Linked DNA regions of Homo sapiens: region 1 is linked to region 2. The links are chromatin loops, found by intact Hi-C in ENCODE. Cell type or tissue: heart left ventricle. All regions are shown on one strand.

Evidence for each region. A loop is a pair of places that touch in the nucleus more often than their neighbours do. Peaks named below come from ENCODE experiments on the same cell type or tissue, not always from the same donor. Only the 100,000 strongest peaks of a DNase experiment are listed, where the experiment ranks them.
Region 1: it touches region 2 in a loop (2.3-fold over the local background); 2 of 110 quality-filtered maps call a loop at or near these places.

What each region holds. Positions count from the first base shown.
Region 1 is chr6:35,164,255-35,172,254 of GRCh38, reverse strand. No RefSeq gene overlaps it. Among named protein-coding and RNA genes, the nearest start is that of TCP11, 27 kb to the right of the region's middle. In heart left ventricle, no CTCF peak of the experiment used is centred here; no DNase peak of the experiment used is centred here.
Region 2 is chr6:35,234,826-35,242,825 of GRCh38, reverse strand. SCUBE3 (signal peptide, CUB domain and EGF like domain containing 3) reads right to left here. Exons shown (of 22, transcript NM_152753.4): 7 at 4,808-4,924; 8 at 2,952-3,074; 9 at 2,336-2,452; 10 at 1,560-1,685; 11 at 1,167-1,283; 12 at 916-1,020; 13 at 506-622; 14 at 46-204. The region is part of intron 3 of SCUBE3-AS1 (SCUBE3 antisense RNA 1); the gene reads left to right. Among named protein-coding and RNA genes, the nearest start is that of SCUBE3-AS1, 21 kb to the left of the region's middle. RefSeq lists silencers at 1,454-1,583, 3,720-4,014. In heart left ventricle, a CTCF peak has its summit at 1,544 (motif pointing right); DNase peaks (open chromatin) are centred at 1,565 and 3,735; H3K27ac peaks cover 1,617 bases.

The DNA.
Region 1 (8,000 bases), 71 kb after region 2:
ACTCCTGTAATCCCAGCATTTTGAGAGGCCAAGGCGGGTGGTTCACTTGAGCTCAGGAGTTTGAGACCAGCCTGGCCAACATGGTGAAACCCCATCTCTACTAAAAATACAAAAATTAGCTGGACGTGGTGGCGCATGCCTGTAGTCCCAGCTACTCAGGGGGCTGAGGCAGGAGAATCGCTTGGAACTGGGAGGCAGAGGTTGCAGTGAGTGGAGATCACGCCACTGCACTCTAGCCTGGGCAACAGAGTGAGACTGTGTCTCAAAAAAAAAAAAAAAAAAAAAAGGTCTCCTCAGTTGAGTGTCCCTGAGTTAGAGATACATTTCCCAACCTCCCTTGCAGCCAGATATAGTCATGTCACCAAGTTCTGGCCAATGGCATGTGACCTGGAACACTCAGGTGGATGTGTACAAATGCCAGGTCAGGCCTTTAATGGGAAGATTAAGCCCTCTACTTCCTGTCTCTTCTTCCCACTGGCTACAATGTGAAGGCAGTGGCAGGAGCTGGGGCAGCCATCTTAGGCCCTGAGATAGAAGCTGGGTGTTAAGGTGGCAGAGCAGCTACAGAGAAGGAGCGGTGGTGCCCAACTATGTGGAGCTACCATATCCAGCCTGTTGCTCATGCTCAAGCTGCTGTGTGAGAGAGTAATGACCTGCTGTCTCGTTGGAGCCAATGCTACTTTGGCCTTTGTCACAGCAGCCAAACCTATGTCCTAATTAACATAATGAGTTTTTCGCTTCCTTACCTGACTGTAGAGTTGACACAAGCAGCAGGGAGAACCAGAATGAATAAAGGAAGGAATGACTAACTAGCTTCTATGGAGCCCCTCTTAAGTTTTAGACACTCTGCTGGGGGCTTTCGTGAATTCTCCAAGTAACTCTCCAAGGGAGGGACCATTATCCCCGTGTTTCCAGAAGAGGAGGCCAACGCTCACAGAGGTTAAGTGCCTTGTCCACATCATACAGCCCCCAAGGGACAGAGCCAGGATTCAGCCCTAGGCTTGAAAGACCACCACCCTCCACCCGCCCCTACCATGTTGCTGCTTTGATTGAGAGACTGAACAAACATGAGCCTCCACTAAGGATGCTGCTGCCATCAGGATGAGCTGTCACATGAAGCCTTGCTCCCATCTCCACCCACCACTGTCTCTCCCCTCTCACACCCCATGTTCCGCTTGCTCATCTCCTAGGGGCCCCGGCTTGTCTGTTCTTTGGTGCCTCTGCATCTTGGCTTAGGTGACCCTGTGGCCTGGGATGCCTTGAACATCCTTCCAAATCCCTACCCCCTATGCCTGCTGGCTCAGAGCCCTGCAGCAGGATTCTGCTCAGACATCCCCTGCTCCAGGAAGCCTTCCCTGACTATAACCTTCTCAGTCAGACCAGGTCCCTCTCCTCTTGCTTCCTCCACACACCTGTACCATCCTCTGGTGGCACCCACCACGTGGTCTGAGGTGTGATGTTTACTGCGAGAGAGTTCCTTGAGGGAGGGATTCTGTCTTCTCTGTACCTTTGCTGATCAGCATGAGGTCTGAAACGTGTTGCTCACTCAAGGATGGAGGGGTGGAGGGAGAGATGCTAGGATACAGCAAAGCGAGGGACCAGCTCAGAACTGATCCATCCATTTATGCATACATAATGAAAAGTCAGCTGACCATTGCCGTGAAGAGTTTTGCAGAGAGAAAATGTCCTTGAATTTTGTCCTCAAAAAGCTAAGATACTAGAATGAGGCTAAGAAGAATTCAAATACAGAACACACAAAAAGATGAACTGTGAAGGTTCTGTTTCTGTCTATGGAAAGGGTCCCCTGGGGCCCCCAGCAGGCCCTGGCTCTCTTCACCCCGTCAATTCCTAGGAAGGCCAACTCATTCTAACATCAGCCTGAGTCAGACATAGTTAGGAAGAACCATCTGCTGCCAGAGAGCAGCACACAGAGATTCCCAGGCTGAAGAGAAAGATCAGGTCCCCCCTGCCTTCCTGCCCCCACTCACTCCCCAAGTGGTGAGGGATTGGCTGCATGTCTTGTTCTGGGGGACCTGCTGGCATTCAGGAGTAGGGAAAGCCCTTCTGCAGCCCTCTACTCTTGAGAAGCCTCCCTGGAGAACAAGGATGGGGGAACATGTAAGACAGGATGGCTTCCCTTTCTCAGGGGCTCTGGAAGCTCAGAGGGGTATCTAGAGAGCCAGAACACAGTCTGGGCACCTCAGAATGTCAGCCTCACCTCCCCTACTATGGGGGCCACCATGGATCCAGAGTTTCCATAGGGTACTCTTAAGGTCCTCTGATCAGTGGATTAGAAGTCTGGGCAAGAAGTTCAGCAATGAGGCCACCTTTAGCTAGAGCAGCTTTCCTTTCTCCCAGGGGAAGGGAGGGAGGGTAGGCCTTGCTGGCTGGATCAGTCCTGAGGGTGGGTAAGAACAACAGCTGTCCTGGTGATGGTGATGGTAATGGTGGTGATAGTGGTGGTGGTTGTGATGTGTTGGTGATGGTGGTGGTGGTGATGGTGATGGTAATGGTGGTGGTAGTGGTGATGGTTGTGATGGTGGTGATGGTGGCTGTGATGGTGGTGGTGGTGGTCGTGATGGTGGTGGTGGTGGTCGTGATGTGTTGATGATGGTGGTGGTGGTGATGATGGTGGTGGTGGTGATGGTGATGATGCTGGTAATGATAGTGGTAGTAGTGATGGTGGTTGTGATGGTGATGGTGGTGGTGGTGGTGATGATGGGGTGGTTGTGGTGGTGGTGTTGGTAATGATAGTGGTGATAGTGATGGTGGTGATGATGGTGATGACAGAAGCCAGCCCTACTGAGCCACAATTCTAAGCACTTATTTAATCCTCACAACAACCTTACAAAGTTGATTCTGTTACTTCCCATATATTACCCAAGTGATTTTAAAGCCATTTTCCAGGGCAAAACACTCCCATGGAAGCATCCCACCTGCTCTTTGGGACCTTGAGCAGGTCAATTCACCTTTCTGGTAGACTCCCCATCAGCAAGACACCAGCCCGGCTTGTTGAGTTCCTCCTGGTGTTATGGGACTCAATTGAGACCAACAATGCAAATGTGCTTTGAAAAAGTTGTGAGGACTCATCAGACTTATGCTCTTATCCTCCCCTCCTCAGCCAGTCTGGCCTGTGTGTGGACACCAAGGCCCACCAGGCATCCTCCAGGGAGGGAACCTGACCCTTCCATGTTTGCATTGTCCTTTCTATCTTTTTCCTCCCTGCCCATCTGCCATTCTGTATAGCACAGGGAGGGTCTAGCCAGTGTGGACAAGTGTCCCAACACTGGTTCTGCACCTCACCAGCTATGTGACCTCAGGAAAGTTACTTCCCCTCCCTGGGCCTCAGTTTCCTCATCTGTGTATAAGGGGGTTATACTGAGCTATCCCTCCGAGCACCAAAATCCTAATGTCCTGTGATCAAAAGCCAGTGGAAGGCCTGGGGAATCCAGACTGGAAAGCTCAGCTGAGCCCGGCTCCGCTTCCCATGTTAATGGCTTTGCCTAAAGGAGGCCCTGGCCATGCAAGCTGTTTTATCGAAATGTGTTCCAGCTCACTTAGATTACACTTCACTCCACTGAACTTCAAAAGGAGCACAAGAGCTCCTCTGCAGACAATTGCTTGTGGAACGTCAACACAGCCAGGCAGGCTCTAAGGGGTCACCTCATTGGGCAGCTGGGCAGGCTTTTAAGGACCCACAAGGGGGGAAAGCAGAAAGATGCAGGCAAGAGCCTCACACGGCTGAGCCTTCGTGGTTTTCACATGGTTATCGTCTTCCCCTGGTCTCCAGATCTCCGATCCAGAAGAGAGTCTTGATGGGCCAGAAAGATAGGCAGCCTCTAAAAGGATGAAAAGAGTCCAAGGACTGCAAGCTCGAGGGAGAGAATGAAGCAAAACAAAACTGTGAGAGGACATGTTAGGGGTGAAATGTGTTAGCACTTGTGTGTATGAAAAAGGGACACAAGTTTTAGTTCATGATAAAAGTTGGTCATGTGATATGGCTTCCAGAGAAACAAAAACTTTGGTGCTGCATTTAGAGAAATACAGTATGAAGTTGAGGAAAAGTGAGAATATTGGCCTGGCGTGATGGCTCACACCTGTAATCCCAGCACTTTAGAGGCCAAGAAGGGAGGATCACTTGAGCCCAGGAGTTTGAGATCAGCCTGGGCAATACAGGGAGACCCATCTCTACAAAAAATAAACAATATTAGCCAGGCATGGTGGCATATGCCTGTGGTCCCAGCTACTCAGGAAGCTGAGGTGGGAGCCTCTGCTTTGTTGAACCTGGGAAGGCGAGGCTGCAGTGAGCCATGATCGCACCACTGCACTCCAGCCTGGGTGACAGAGGCTGTCTATATAAAAAAAAAAGTAAGAATATTAATTGTTCCCCTTTATAAGAGCTTACTGTGCCAGATCCTGGAGCTAGCCAGTAATGTAGATAATCTCAGCATTTTGTGATCCTCACAAAACCCAATGAAGTAAACACTAAGCATGATCTCCTCATATTTCTGATGAGTAAACTGAAGTTCAGAGAGGTTAAGCCACTGCCTAAAGCCACACAGCAGATAAAAGGCAGAGGTAGGCTTCAATCTCAGGTCTGACCACCTAGTCTGCACTCCAAATGCATATTCCAAAACAACATCACATGAGGAACAATCAAAAGAGTGGTAGTTATGAATCTTCAACTTTAAGGGTGTGAAGAAGGGGCCCCAAACTTGCCCTGGATTGGGTGAAAGGAAAGCATCTCCCACTCAATGATCAGAAGGGATCTCTAGCAGCCAGTTGTCTGAAGACAGAGGGCCACCTCAGGAGTAGTGATTTCTTTTGCTTGGAGGTGTTTGTGCATAACCACCTGGCACAAAGGCAGGTACATGGATTCAGTGGGTGGTTGAATGAAGGCCCTGCTGCTGATCCTGAGATATTAGCAATTGGGCTGAGGGACGTTTCATGCAGACAAATCTTGGCCTCTGGCATCCAAGCATCATCACGTAAAGGCCTTCTCCACGTGTATACTGGAGGTCTCCCCCTACCAAGCGGTCTCAGGCCAAAGTGAGAACTAACACAGCTTGAAACTAGCCTCAGAGTCAGGAGACCTGGTTTTTTGCCTTCAACTTTCAGATGTGTGCTCTTGGGCAAGTCATTTGATGTCTCTGGACCTGAGTTTCTTCGCCAGAAAAATGAGCTTGGATTGGACCAGTTCTGTGGTCCTAAAACATAGATAGTTGCAGAGGAACTTGGGACAACAGACAAATCCTCACTGTGTCTCAAGGCAAGTGTTGGAGAAACAGAGGCCATGGAAGTCCGGACAGCTCAGGACCGGCCCCAGGGCAGTCTTCCAAGGAAAGGGGTCTACTCAGTCGGTTGAAGTGGTGCTGGCCGAGGCTAGGGCTCGGGAGCTGGGCTGGTGGACCAAATGGGGAAGCCCCATCTTGCATTTTTATTGTAGAGGAGCTGGTAGAAACGTGCTCAGCAGACAAAACAAACATAGCAAGGTGGGGTGCTGGTGAACATGTTTGGTTTGTCTGCTGAGCACTGACGCCACCCATCAGGCTCCTTCCTGCACAGAGAGACAATCAGACAGGCTTGGAGAGGCCCTCAGTGAAAGAGAGGAGAGCAGGCACTCAGCTCCCAAAGGGCTGCTGAGACTTTGGAAATCATGCCCCTGAACCACCTTTGTTATTGTGAATGAGGAGAAATTGCCCTGGGGTCTGCTTTCTGAGCAGAGGAAAACCAGGATTTGAATCCCAATTCTGCCATTCACTAGTGGGGTGAATTTGGGCAAGTCACTTAACCTAGAATGTCCAAATGGGGCCCTTATGAGAATGAAGGGAAAGGCTATTACCAGTTATGCTGAAACAACAGCGTAAATCAAAACTCTCTGGGGCAAACTGGGACATAGGTCACACTGCTTAAAACTCCCTAAGCCTATTTCTACATCAGGAAAATGGACATTGTGATAGTAATATGCACATGCTTCATGGGGCTGTGCTAAAGATTCAGTGAATGACACACATTTACGCTCAGTAAGAGAGGGCTCCATGTGGCCCTCCCTCTTCCCCCATTCTCTGTGTTTCTGAGAGGGGGTCTGAAATAGGGGCTCACTGGGGTCCCAGAGATGTGTGCTAGGGCCTCCTTCCAATCTGTGTGTTCTTTCCTGGAGGGCCAGTGCCCAAAGCCAGCTAGGGCTTGGGCCTCCTTTTGGGATCTGTTTGCCTTTTCATAAACACAGACCCAGGATTTTTCTTGGCTAGGCACATCTGCTCACAGCTCACAGATTGTACCTTGAAGCATTTGCTCCCAGGTGATTTGCATCAGGATCTACCAGGAAGTTTGTTTTTCAAGGCCTTAGTCAACATGTGGGTGTGGAAACACCAACCAATTTCAATGTAGAGTCAACTCCTTTTTAAATAGGGACTTTCACATTAGTCAGACTTTTCAAAACAACATAATATTTAAACAAAATTCCATTTCCCCTTCTATCACCAGCAGCAGTTACTGAAGATATTTCTGTTCTGACCAGAGGCTTCCCCCAACCCACGTTTCAGCTGGTTCCCTTCCTATGCCAGAGCCTGGGTTGTGATGTCACAGCGCTGGAGTATGAAATCATTCTTCTGTGGGTCTCAGTCTCCCTTCTGGCTCTTCAGGTGGATGCAGAGGACTGCTTGGGCCAGAGTCTTAATGTATGTTGATTCATTCTGATCCTTGGTTTGTTAATTACCTGGAATAGCAACACTGCATACAGCACGATCCTCCACCATAAGCCATGGCACAATCCCAGGAGTTCCCATAGGTCAGCATTCAAAACTCATAGCTCAGATTGTCTTTGAGGTACCATGATTTGGTAGGAAAATTTTTTGACGAAGTATCATGGGTCCCAAATGTGGTCACCCTGAGCAGGCCCAGACTTACACCTTTTAAAACCTGCACATTGGCTTGTTGCACACAGACCTGGTGACTTCCCCCAGCTTGGGGCCCCTGTCTCTGTCTACTCTGGTCCCTTCTCTCCTAGCTCCTGTATTCCTGGCTGGGCAAATCAGGCAGTCTGAGAACCCCTCAAGCAACTTGTTTGTTGTGCACTTATGATGTGTCCAGCACTCTGTTAAGCATAACAGGCAGTATTCCACTTCGTGAGCAGTGGTCTAGCTAACACTGAAGAACTCAGGCCTTGGGTAAGCTACCAAGTAATCTCTCTCTGCCTCAGTTTTGCCATTTGTAGAATGGGGATAACAGTCCCTCCCTGGTGGGATTGCTGCATGAGCGTTTATTGAGTTCATGAGCGTAAAATGCTTAGAACCTGTGTTTGATGTAAAGCAAGTGCTCAATTGCTGTTAGCCTGTTTATGACAAATCCTCACCACAGACCTTCGAGATGGGGACTCTGACTATCCCCACTGGCAAATGAGGTACTGAGATTTAGAGGTTAAGTAACTTGCAACCAAGCCATGTGCTAGAATGAGAGGCAATAAGCATAATTTAGGAAGTCTGAAGCCCTGCTCTCTGCGACATGAGAGGCTAGGTTAAATTCTAACTCACTACCTTCTGCATATATTTCTAGAGAACCAATGTGCCAGGCTCTGTGCCAGGAGTCAGGGGAAACAGTGATGGGATCAAACGCAGGGGACTAGCGGGGAGCTCCACCCCGTTTTCAGTCCAGCCCATGCAGGCAGGCTCTGGACTAGGCACAGTTAATCTCCAGCCATCCCCACTGGCTTCACCTGGCTCATTAAAATCAGACACGTTATGAGTTTACTTAGCATCTGCAGAGAGCGTCTTTCATCTTCAAAGGCTTCCCGAAGCACCAACCAATTAATCCTTACAACACCTTCATCTCATAGACAAATATTTATCCTCATTTCATACCCAGGAATACTAAGGTGCAGAGAGAGAACAGACTGGGCAGGAGGAGGAAGAGTGAGTGGCAGAGCTAAGCAGAGAATTCCAGAGCCCCAGACCCCTCTGGCTGCCCAGTCCATCTGGAGGCTTTGGGGAAATTCTTCCCGT
Region 2 (8,000 bases):
GCCCTCCCCTTCCAGTCCTCTTCCCAACAGTGCCCCCAGTCCCACCTGTGGTTTCTTCGGCTCTGACCTCTGCCTCCAGTTCCAGGGTGAGCCTTGTGACCTCTTTGCCTGGAGGGGTCCGGGCCCGTCGGCCCTTGCCCTTCCGAGAGGAGTCACACTTAAGGTGGATGAAGGTGACCTGGCATTCAGAGCAGGGGGCACCACCTGGGAGAGAGGGCTTGTCAACCCCAGGGACATCCCCTGGAAAGTTCTCACTCCCAGCCCAGACAGACCTCCCCAGATCTCTAACTGTAACTATCTCTCAATCCTGTTTTAGTCTAGGGTCCTAATTAGTTGGTGGAGGGGAATATTCTGGGACTTCCTTGGGTGCTATGCCTACAGCTGCTTTTTCCTCTGCTCTGCCTAGAGTTCAGGGTTCTGGTGGGTTTTTGGAAGCAGAGGAGCTGAGGGGTAAGGAGGATTTAGTGGCCAGACAGCCAACTGGAATGGGGTCCCCAGTCCAAACCTGGCCCTGTGATTCTGCCAGCCTCCTCTGTTTTGCCTTTGTTTCGCAGGTGCAAACGGCATTTGGCATCCTTGATCTTGAAGGAGGCCCGTTGTTTAATGGACAGCACTGCAGCCTCTAGAGGGATGGTAGAAACTCAGCACAGTATGGGATGCCCATGGAGGTCGGGGGTGCCGTAGGGGTTGTTGAGAAGCTGGGTAATAAGCCAGGGGCTTGGCTGGGGGAGTGAGATTATGAAAGTCAAGGGGATCAGATGTTAGGGCAGAGGGAGTGAGGGAGCAGGGTTGGAGAATTACAGGGCAAAAAAGAGGATCCAGGAGAAAGGAAGGCCAGGGGATTGATGAAGAACAAAAATAAGGGATTAATGTAAGAGAGTAGGGTGGGAACAGGGCTTCTGGGCTGGTGCTTACCATGGCAGTGGTTGGAGTTGGTGCTGTTCCCATTGTGGCCAGCTCGGGCTGGAGCAGCCCTGGGGCTGGGGGTCCCACAGCTCACCGTGAAGCCATTCTCAGACTCTGAGAAAAGGAGCCTGTCACAGTTCTGACCTGCCTTCCCAACCCCCGCTGGCTGGAGGAATCCAGGGGGAATGAAGGAGCTGCCTGAACGGCCAGTCCTTCCTCTTTTCTCCTCCAAAGCTCTCCAGCACCCTCCTCCCATGTACCTGGCAAAAATCGGGCCCTGGAGGGACAGGTCAGGGCACAGGTGTCCTTCTTGCCAGACCGGTTGCAGCTGAGCATGGCTTTCGAGGCCCCAGGACTGCCCTGACACTTCAGTGGCTCTAGGAAGGGGAGAGAGGCCTGAGCAAATGAATGCATTCCTTTCCCTCAGTTGGGTAATTTGGAGGAATCAGCTACTTGCATAACTATTGTTGTACCCATGGAGACTGATGATGGGATTGTTTACTACAAATTTCATGTCTTTAACTCAAAATGGCTACATTCTCCACCCTTTCCACCTCACACCTTTCCCCAATGTGATACTCTATGCTTTCCAGAACCCCAACTGCTCCCTGAAATGGCAGTGTCATCTTTGGCCAGCAGAGGGCACTGCCCACCTGTGCAATCTTTGCCATTCCAGTGCAGCCGACCCTGGCCTGCTGGGCAGGTACACTGGTAGCTGCCAGGAGTGTTGATGCAGCCAAAGCGGCAACCTCCCCGGTTGATGCTGCATTCATCCACATCTGGGGGAAGGAGTAGGGAGACAGAAAAACAACGATGGAGTTGGAGGAGGAGCCGGAGAGTAGGCAGTGAGTGAGGGCCTTTGGTTAGAGTTTCAGGTACCCTGCATTACGCAAGATGAATAAGTTCGAGAGATCTACTGTACAACAGTGTGCCTATAGGCACATAAATACTGTAGTGTACACTTAAAAACTTAAGAGGGTAGATCTCTTGTTAAATATTCTTACAATTTAAAAAAGTTAAAAAGGCATTCTAGGCACTGTAAGATGACTACTGGCCTGAGAAGAGCTCAAACCTCCTCCAATTATCTCTGTCCCCAAAGGAATGATCGAGAAGGGGCCAAGCCAACAAGCTTTTTAAAGCCTTCCACTCCTCCCAACCAGTGAGACTGTCATTTGGGAGCTGAGAGTGGGGGTTCAGGGACAGTTATAGGAATGGGAGATAGGAATTTTGGAGGCAGGATGCTGTTTCCGCAGTCTCCCAGTTCTTCAAAAGCTGTCTTAATTCCTCCTATTTTGTCACAGCGGATGCAGACATGGTGCATGCATCCAGGGATTGCCCATAGCCACAAGCCAACACAAGGACCTGTTCAATTGGAGGGTGAAGAGGTGAGGGGGCCAGGGTGGCTGGGGGTGCAAGCTTACTAGCTTACCCCCACAGTGGGTGATACCATACAACAGGTAGCCACGATGGCAGAGACACTGGAAGCTTCCTGGTGTGTTGACACATATGTGGTCACAGGTTCGATCAAAGGAACACTCGTCTATATCTGGAAGAGCAAAGATTCAAGCCACTGAATCTGTCTTGGAGCACTTGACCCTTGCTCAGGTGAAGGACCCAAGTGAGGGGCCTTGGCTTTCCCCCTTGAACTGAAGAGTTCCTATTCATGTCCTAGCTCTAGGACCAGTGATTTAACAATGCCATTCCATCTTCTCTGCCCCCTCTATTTGAAGTCCTTGGAATTAGGAACTGCAAGATCTGGTGCCTTTAGGTCAGGGCCCACCATGTGTGGTTAGGTACGTCCTACTCTGCCAAGGATATGAATTGGGGTGAAATCCATCCCTCAGTCCTTGCCAGGCTGAATGCTTTGATATGGAGCTAGTCCGCTGAGGGGAAAGAGTACCATTTGCTAATTTGCAGGATGACACTGCCTCTAGAGACTCTGTGTGATATCTATTGAGTTTCTAAGACTTTAGCCCTCTGGCCTCCTTGAAGCTCTCCCACAAGAACCTCTCCTAAGGCTTTCACCTTTGGCTGAGTCTGCTCACCCTGGCAGTTCCTCTCATTGATGAGAAGCTTATAGCCTTTCTTGCAACTGCATTCGAAGCTGCCCACTGTGTTGCGGCAAATATGGTCACAGCCCCCGTTGTTTAAGCGGCACTCATCTATATCTGAAGAAGGAGGACAAAACAGGATAAAAGATACTATCAAAGGCTGAGAACAAACAAGGAGAAAGATCCCTCCCTCACTGACAGAGACATGCAAAAATCAAGGAGTCCTGGGCCTGCCTCTTCTTGATCTCTCTCTGTCTCTTTCTCTTTCTCTTTCCTGTCTCTCTCTCTCTTTCCTGTCTCTGTTTCTTCCCTGTTCAGGGGATCTGTGGCCATTAGTAACACCCTCTCTTCTGGGATTGAGTGTTCTTATAAGGGGACAAATTGGAACCAAAACTAGGAACAGGCCCTCAGGGAATTACCTAGAGGAGGGGCAGGTGGGCATTTGACCTAACAGGCTAGCCCTTAGTCTCCAGCTGATGGCCATTCCCTGAAAGGTTGGTGGGTAAGGGTTATCTCTTTCCTGTCCCTCAGGACGGGGGGTTGGGGGGGTGCGGGGCAAGGAGAGGTGGAGGGTCTAAAGGGACTCACTGAAAACGGGCAGCCCTTTAGGGAGGAGGAGGAGCTGGGAAAGAGGCCAGGCAGGGAGGACCTCCAGGAGAGCCAGTGAGGCTGGGTAGCTGATGGGGGAGGGCTGGGGGCCAGGCAAGGGGCTGGACTGGGAGAGATCTGGAGAGACTCAGGCCTGAGGCAGCTTTCAGCACTAGTAAGGGAAAGGGGGGCTGGTGAATGGCTTCCTTCCTGAGGTCAAGTTCCCCAAGCTGGTGGCAGACAGGACCCAGGCTACTCACCCCTGGTTGGGGGAAGGGGCAGGGAGGGCAGCCTTTCACTTCACTCTTAGCATACCTGTCAACAGTTCTTCCCAGCAGGAAACCTCTCAACTCTGGCTGGCTGACCTGCTGCCCTAGCCTCCCCCCTCCTCTCGCAGCTGTTGGGCCAAAAGACACAAAGAACGAGCCCAGTCCTCCTCGTCCCCACTCCTTGTGACCAGGGGATATGGACCTAATGAATCATCATTTTCAGTATGGCTACCCTGCCTTTTTCCTCCACCCTTTCCCCCCATTCTCCCTCAGACCTGGCTAATTAAAAGGAAGGGAAACAGAATGCATAATGTGGGTAACTATACTGTAATAACAGTTAACACAAAGTGTTTCCATTTGCCAAGCACTGTTCTAAGTACTTTTTATGTAATCACTCTTTTAATCACAACACAGTATGAGGCGAGCACTATGGAAAACTGAGGCACAGAGACATTAAGTGACTTGTCCAGGATCACAGAGCTAGTAGGAGACAGGGCTGGGATCTGAACCCAGCTTCAGTCCTCCTAACTAGTATCCTACTCTCCCTTTGACCAGTACAGCCTTTCGAGGGGTAGACATCATTTCCCCAGAGCCCACTGGGAAGGTCTGAGGAATGTGGGGTAAGAAGGTTATGGAACACACCTGTGACCTCATGCACACACACAGTCAGGGCTCAAATATCCTTCCAGACCCAGGAGCAAATGTGAATCGCATGTCCATTAACTAAGAGGGTTAGGGACCCATGGGGGATAGGAATGAGAGTAGGGAAACAAGGTGGGGTAGGGGAAGGGGGCACTAAGGAACTGGCTGGACTTCTCTGTCCCTTGAACTGAGATGAAACAGGCAGATAGGAGACAACCCTTAGCTATGTCCTGGGTTCTTCATAAGAAGGAGGTTGAGGAGGTGTCATCCCCTAATAGGCACCCTATCTCTGGTCCCAACCTCAGCCCCTTACCAAAGGTCACTCTGCTTCTGTCCTCTCAAAGTCCTTACCTTTGCACGTCTTCCTGTCTGGCTGCAGCATGAAGCCCACAGGGCAGGTGCAGTGGACACCAGTCGCTGCATCATGGCACTTACTGTCACAGCCCCCGTTGTTGACAGCACAGGTCTCTGTTTAGGAGGGAAGTGGGGGATGGTAATGAGGTTACAAGCCTGGAGGAGTCCCAAACTCTGAGGGTAGTGGAGACCACAGAGGCCCGAGGGAAGGCCTCAGCTGCCTCTCTGTGCTTTAGAAGGAGCATTAAGCCAAGGGAGGCTCCCAGCCCCTTTCCTCCCATCACTCCCAACCCCCATCCCCTCACAAGTACAGCCAAGCAGTCCACTTCCCTGCCCCCTACTTGATTGAAACAAGGTGGACAGCAGTGAGGCAGGTACAAGCCAGAGCTGTCAGGCAGGAATGTGCCGAGGGGGTGGAGGAGGTGGGGCGGGGGGCAGTAGGGAGGGATGGGAGCTAAGTGAGGGTGGTTCTGGCTGCCAGGGAACCAGAAGGGACAGATAGGAGTTTCTTCCTCTTTCCACTATGTCTTTGGTGGGTGGGTGGGGATTGTGGTGGGACAATCTTATTGTAAGTGGATTGGAAAGAATGAGCCGGGCCATTCCTAAGGCAACTGAAGGATACCCATCAATTTATCTTCCCCTTCCCCGCTGCCTAGCTGTCTTAAGAAAGATCCCACTTCCAGGATCGACTGACTGCTCATCCTCAGAGGAGGTAGCACATACTGGGTTAATCTACCTTCAACTCCTCCCAAACCCTCCTTTTAGTTCTAGATGGAGATAAGCTGGCTGTTTTGTTGTTTTACTCTGCTAATGGGGAGATGTTGTATAGGAGAGGGGAGAAGCAAAAGAAAGAGAAGAATCCAGAGGAGAAGGAAGGGTGTAAAAAGGTTAGTGAAAGAGTTAGAGAACCTCAGAGCTAGATAAGACCTAAATCCTTATTTTAGCTAAGTCTCTTATGCTGCTCCCTCTTAACTGGTAAGTTTTCCCTTTCACTAAAAGGTCAGAGTAGGAGGAGTGTCGATGGGTCACTCTCCCTATTTTCTGAATTCACAGCAGGAGAAAAACAGGTTTAAATGGTAGCTTGGGAAAGTCAGATGTGTCCAAGGAAAAGCCATTAGTTCAAACAGTGAAGGCCCCTGATACAGAGACTGTGGAGGTGGTGCATACTGTCCTCTTGGGGTGACTAGAATTCTCCCATTAGAGAGAAAGAATCCCAAGACCTCCACTAGGGAAGATAGAAGAATGGTTCTCAGAATCAAGGGAATTGAATAAGACCAGTACTGGATGTACTGTCATCTTCTTAAGTCTCTGACTCCCCACACTCAGGCCCAACTCTTGTCACCAATGAGAACAGGAAGGCCAGGGCTCCAAAAGAAGCCTAACTCTATGGGTCCCTGGCCATGCCCTGGTCCCTCAAATGCCCATGTGTGGAACAGCCCAACCTGGAGTGGGATATCGTCTGTGCCATTTCCACTTTAGTCTCTCCTGAGGCTCTCCAAGACCATGGGAGGAACCTAGTAGGGAACATTGAGTTCAGGTTCCAAGGCTAGCCACCCGCTAAAGAGTGCTTTTAGCATAAGAAGAGGTCCACTAAGCCCAGGAGCAGGGGGAGGGGCACAGAGATCTTATGCCAAGGCCAGATAGCTTCTGAAGGATGTAGGATACGGAATAGCAGAGCTGGCACAATGTCCATCCCAGGCTGGACAGAAAGCTGGGCATAGCCGCCCACCTGTGCAGGACGGCATTCTTGAGAGCAGGGTGGGGCAGCAGGACCATATAGTCTCACCCCTTTGCTCTCTAGGTCACAATATTAAAACCACAAGTTACTCTGTGCTTATGCTGTGCCAGGCACTTGCCAGGTAGATGCTCTACATGCACTATCTCAAGCATTACAACCCTAAGGAAGGACTGTTATTTTATAGAAAAGTAAACTGAGGATCAGAGAGGAAAGTAGCTTGCCTAAGGTCATACAGTTAGAAAGTAACAGAGCCAGGATTCAAACTCAGGTCTGCCTGAACACACATGCCATGCTCTTAGCCATTACGGTAGGAGAGAATGGTGAGTGATGCTGGGACTGTGAACTAATGTGGGTAAGAACCCAAGAAAGAAGCCCCAAGGAGGGGATGGCATCTAATCCTATCGCACCCCTATCTCAGGTGGCACAGTGGGCATGACAGGGAAGATGAGGCTGGCTGGGTAGAGGGGGGTGGGGAGCAGATGGCTGGGAGTGGGGTGGGGTGTTAGAAGGTGGGTGTGGGAGGAGACAGCAGAAGAGGAAGGGCAGAAGGAGAGTGACAGGAACAAAGACGAGACCAACATGAAAGCTCCCGGGCCAGCTCTTAGGGACTCAGGTTTCTTGTCACCCAATGGGCCCAGTGCCCTGGCTGCCAGGATAGCCCTGCTGGCAAGTTGGGGCCCAGTCAGGCTGGGCCCAGTGGGCATGCAGTTAGTGGGAGCCCCAGCGGGTTAGCCCTTCCCCTAGCAAGCCAGTGAGAGCAAGCGGAGAGAGCAGACATATTTACCATTAGAAACGGCTTGAGTGGGGATGTGCTGCTCTAGCCGCCTTTCCCCTGTTTGACATTGTAAAAAAGCTGTTTAGGTGCTGGGCAGAAGCCACTGTGGCCCTCTGGCCCCGGACCCCTCCCCACCCTCTCCTCCCCACTGCCAGCCCAAACCAGTAGCCCCAAATGATGAGCCCTGGGACCCTTATGACAGCTTCACTCCTCATCCTTATCCTGTCTGGTGGTATCCCCAAAGATGCCAAGCTCCCCGCAAGTGACTGAAAAACTGAAACAGTCTCAGAAAGGGCAACCAACCATGTGCCCAGTACCACAGAGCATGCTCAAGCCTAAGCTGGGATGCACCCTCAAGTCTTACTAACCACAAAATCCCAAATCCCAAAGGGTGCCGCCCTTTCTGCTAAACTATACTGCCTTCTCAGTCTTCCCACCGAATCTGAATGTCCTGACGGCCCCAGGCAATGATGTTTCCTCTTACCAGGGATGGCCAGAAAAATTAGATATATGGCAAGGTAAAATAAGTTCTATTGGAGAAGAGGAAGAGGAACTAGGAAAGAATATAGCTGTAAACCCCAGAATAGCCTCATTTGGTCTTTTCTGCCTCATTTGGCCTTTTCTGCCTCATTTGGCCACAGCCCAGTGGTGGAACAGGTCTTGAGTTAGAGAAGAGC